Linked DNA regions of Mus musculus: region 2 is linked to region 1. A link is a loop called in an ENCODE intact Hi-C map of the cell type or tissue named here. Cell type or tissue: gastrocnemius. All regions are shown on one strand.

Region 1 (2,500 bases):
TTTGTTTTTTGTTTTGTTTATATTTTTGCTTCTAAATTTTTATTTTTTGTTTGTTGAAATAGAGAGAAAGAACATAAAGTTGGGTAGGTATCTGGGAAGGGTTAGGGGAGGGGAAATGATCAAAATACATTATATGAAGAAAACAAATTTCAACTTTAAAAAAAATCATATACGGGGAAAGAGGGTCCACTTCCTTCAAGCACCACAATGAGGGGTGCTTCTGAATGCTTGAAGTATGATAGAAGGTACATCCCAGTTTTCAGGACTAGAATATTTTAAAGGAATAGCCAAGTATGCTTAGCCTTAAAAGAGAGAGAGAACATGTTTTGTAGTCACTGATGTTGTTTGCATTTGACATCCATCAGGCATTAAAGATTGATAAGCAAAAAAAGAACAGGAGATCAGCAAATCCCCACAAGTTTCTTTTTTCCACTTGGACTCTGTCCCACAACGTCAGAATTTCTGTGGGGACCATTGGCTACCACCAAGTGTCAGAGGCCAGAGTTAATGAGGGAAAGAAAACTGGGCAAGTAGGAGTGTGGTGCTTGCAGAAACTCTTGAACTTATGTGGGGTACTTAGCTGCATAAGGCAATAAATCGAATGATGAATTTCATGGTGTTTGTGTTGTGACGCCCATCAATTGAGGACAAAGCAGTTTAACTCTCAGGCCTTCTTCTCAAATCTCTGTAACAAAGAAGCAAATCATAACCCCTACCTTCAATCCAAGGCCTTGGAAACACATACACACACACACACACACACACACACACACACACACAGAGAGAGAGAGAGAGAGAGAGAGAGAGAGCACTTCTGTATGCATTTATGAAGCTAGTTTTTAATCACTGTAGTTCCTTCTAAGTCAAAGGTATTGCTTGGACTTACATCGTCAGCAACCTAATGGAAGTGGCATGTAATTCATTTGTGAGTCCCCCGTGAAGTGTATGGGTAGGAAATTATGCACCTGTATTACATGGGCAATTAACCAGCTTTTCTGATCGAGGTAGTGACAGCTGCTAATCATGCCACCTAATTCCCTCCCATTTTAAATTTATTATTATTACTCTTGCAGCAATTTTCTGATCTCTTTCCTTTCTAATGCTTTCATTTTGTTTTTCCTTCAGAAAACTCGAACTGAACTCCTGACCCCTGCTGGAACCCTGCCTCCTCTGAAGTACAGGCTTCATTTCTTTTCCTCCTTCGTGTTTCCTGATTGGAGCTCCCTCTGCTGACCGAACAGACTTGCTTTCAAGGCAATATTTAGAAACTGTGTGGTCTTCCCTCTTATTCGCTGTCCTAGTTTGCTCTCTATTGCTGTGATAAATGCCATAACAAACGCAATATCATCATGACTCAGGGAGGAAAAGCATCTTACAGATTATGGTTCTTTATGAAGAGAAAAGAGGACAGAGATGGAAACAGAAGCCATAGGGGAAAGCCGCTTAATGGCTTGCCCTCCATGGCTTGCTCAGCTTTAAAGAACCCAGGACCGCCAGCCCAGGCATGACATCATCCACAGTGGACATCAATCACAAATCAAGGAAATGCCCCCCCCCAGCAACTTGCCTACAAGCCAATGTTATAGAGGCACATAGTTAAAAAAAATACATAAAAATGAAAACCTTAGTGTATACATTCCACTGAAATCAACTGTACCACATGGTTTTAATGTTCTCTCTCTACCTAGCCACTGACACATGACACATGGGGGACGCTAAAGATTCCAAGTGAACAAGTCCAAAAGAACACCTCAACACACACACACACCACACACACACACACACACACACACACACACACACACACACATTCTAGACAGTATTTGTGCTATGATGCTTTCTAGAATAAGTTCAAGGCCTGGTGAGGATGCCCAGTCAGGAGCTACCCCATTCATAGTGTACGTGTATGCCCAGAGGGTTTGGTAGAGGCCTCCCTTCTTCATCCCTTACACCGCATCTTGCAGACCACAGTTCTTCAAATAGAGACTCTGCAAATGTCTTTCTGAAGGCAAACCCTGTCACCTGAAGCACATTGATTTGATCCAAGCTAATTTTTTGAAAGCCCCTAAAAAAAATAATTCCCGCTATAAAGAAGGATCAGCTGGCCTGCTTAGGGGACTCTTCCACCCCTGATGCCTGTGATCCTGTGATATGATCCAATCGGCCTTCATGGAGGGCTGTCTGCTGAGTTAATTGTATGCACTTCTTTGTGTTCTTCTCTTATGTTTATTTCATTGCAATATTTACAAAGGGACTTGCGAAATAAGTCACTATGCAAATGGGAGCGTGCATACAAGATCCCGAGGAATATTAAAATTCATTAACCTTATTTACATTTGAAGCATTATCATGTATATTTGAGCACAGTGCACCTGCCAGGAGGACGTTGGGCCACATCAGCAGTCCACTGAATAATCTATTCACTGCCTTTAATTTCCTTGTCAAGTAAAGTAAAAACTTCCTTATTTTGGATGCATGCAGAAATCACTCCCAAGCTTCT
Region 2 (2,500 bases), 290 kb before region 1:
ATACCAAGTGCTGCACCACAGATCCTTGGCTTTGAGCAAAACATCAGTCAGGATCCTCTAGGTCCTCCATTTGACCAGTTAGGACCTCTCACCTCCTCTTTACCGTGGAGAATCGAATCTGAACACGACTCCTAGTAAGTTGGTTCATTCCTCTGCCTTCAATATTTGACTGCTTTTAGTAGCATATCCCTTGGCTTGGTGTCACTACTGTGAAAAGAGGCAGAGAGAGAAGGTTCTTCCCCATTGTTGTTGTATCTCCTGATCACACTCTATAGGACACAGGAAAACACATTTATGTCATTTCTCAAGTCAGGATTTATTGAATAACAAATTTATAGGACAGGATAGTTTCATTGCAAACAACTTGCTAAATACCCTCTTAGATTAAATATCATATACCACACAGTAAATCTCTCTCTCTCTCTCTCTCTCTCTCTCTCTCTCTCTCTCTCTCTCTCTCTCTCGGTGTGTGTGTGTGTGTGTGTGTGTGTGTGTGTGTGTGTGTGTGTTTGTGTGTGGTGACTACAAAGGGTTAAAGAGGCAAAGAGGCCTCTTGTGGGCTAAGCCCTTTCCTTTGTCTAACATGCCTGATAGGTAGGTTCTCAGGCCTAATTTTCCTAATATTAATTTATAGCATGTGTGGCTACAGTCCCAATTTGCCTTAATAAATGTATAGCATGGTCCCATTTCCACTTGCAGTAAAAAGTCGTTTATCAAAATTGAACTATGTAAATGGTATTGTGGGGAGTAGAGGAAACCCGAAATAAGCAGATATGTGTTGTTGACATGGGTCATGGCAATGTCAGGGACTTCAGTGCCTCAGCTCCATGGGAGGCAAAACCTTTCATGGGTGAGACTCAGAGGGTGGCACAGGCTTCCATATTTCCCGGTGACTGTAGTTGACAACACTAATCTGCACAGTGAGAGAGAGACTTCTAGGGAGGAGTGCAACAGGGATATTTTAGGGTGGGAGAATTTATAGCAAAAGAAAGTACTACGTTATACATGCATGAAGTTGTCAAAGAACGAAGTCGGTAAATGTTACATTTTTTTAAAGACTGCACTGGAACACTGACAGCCAGGCAGAGTGACAGAGTGATGGGAAAGGAAGAGAACCGTAGCTGTAAAGAATAGGCTATGAAGAGAGTCAGAACTGGAGATTAGAGAGCAGTGAGGAACAGCCTTATGTGAAGAGCCTGAGCAGGCACCAGAGGCTGTATTGACATCTGAGTTGTATTGCAACTAAGGGCCGTGCCTGGGTCTGTGGTCTTGCTGTAGCCAGGGTCTATGTTGATGTCTGGGGCCCATACTACCACCGAAGGCTTTGAGGATATCTGTGGTCTGTACCTGAAATCATGTTGATTTCCAAGGAGTGCACTGAGCTAGCTCTGCCCCCACACTGATTACCACAGGGTGGCGCCAACAATGACATATTGTGGGAGAGCTGCTCTGCCCCTCAGCTGGGCGATTTTGAAGAGCTGGTTCTACTGCCATGGACATGGGAAAGCAGACCCAATGACCACAGCAGTGCAGGGCTGGAAATTGGAGAGCCAATTGGAGAGACAGCTCTGGTGGGAAAGGGAAATCTAACAGGGTGATCAGATACTACCACTCAGGCACAGGGCCAAGGCTTTGAGTAGGCCCACACCATCTTCCCCATCTGTGAGTTGCCAGAGCGGGTGAAGGGGCCAGCCCTGCAGATTCATTTCCACAAGTTCCCCCAACAGGACACAGAGCAACAGCAGGATATGGGAGATTCTTTATGAGGGTCCAGTATTTTTGTTGTGGCAGAAGTCAGAGGCCTCAAACTAGCCTAACAACTCATTGCAATGAACATTCTCAGGTAAAGCTGTTTGAAGAAAGGAGTATACTATGCCTCACACCACAAGTTCCAAAGCCACTACAATGAACAAACATGTGATGGACATTCGGGAAAGAAGGAGGATCCGAGGAGCTGGGATTGGGTAGAATGGGGTCTCATATGGAAAATCAGCATCATTGTGGAATCTCAGTGAGTTTATTATATACAGTTGAACATGGGGTCAAGGCTATTTTTTTTTATTAATAATAGACATGGAAGGTACGACTCTGTTGCTTGAAATATTAAAGAGGCACCATCCCACTCTAACACCAGCTACTCTGTGGCCCCGGCACCTCCAAGCTCCAAGCAGCGACTGCCCATGTCGCAGTTCTCACTGATGGGTCGTTGCTACACCAGCCCCACACTTCCAAATTCCCACGGACTTTTGGGGTGCACTTCTTGAAAACCCACACTTTGCCGCCATACCTTTCTCTCTGGAAGCCAGTTGAGTCGCCAAGTGAAGGGAAACACCACACAAATTTCGTTCAGAATTAACAGGTAACACAATCACTGGGCGCAGCAACTAGCATCCTGATTTGTAAGCCATTCTAAGTTAAATCCTCCAGTAGCAGATCCCAATGGATATGCCACTTGAAACGGGATGGGGTGGGGGGGGGCGTTCCGCTAGCTACAGTTTGA

Evidence for each region. A loop is a pair of places that touch in the nucleus more often than their neighbours do. Peaks named below come from ENCODE experiments on the same cell type or tissue, not always from the same donor. Only the 100,000 strongest peaks of a DNase experiment are listed, where the experiment ranks them.
Region 2: a loop joins it to region 1, with 16 times the contacts of the local background. A loop is called at or near these places in 4 of 42 quality-filtered maps.

The regions. Positions count from the first base shown.
Region 1 is chr2:51,829,259-51,831,758 of GRCm38, forward strand. No RefSeq gene overlaps it. Among named protein-coding and RNA genes, the nearest start is that of Gm13490, 98 kb to the left of the region's middle. In gastrocnemius, a CTCF peak has its summit at 1,228 (motif pointing left); a DNase peak (open chromatin) is centred at 1,191; H3K4me3 peaks cover 239 bases; H3K27ac peaks cover 289 bases.
Region 2 is chr2:51,541,025-51,543,524 of GRCm38, forward strand. No RefSeq gene overlaps it. Among named protein-coding and RNA genes, the nearest start is that of Gm13491, 68 kb to the right of the region's middle. In gastrocnemius, a CTCF peak has its summit at 1,412 (motif pointing right); a DNase peak (open chromatin) is centred at 1,415.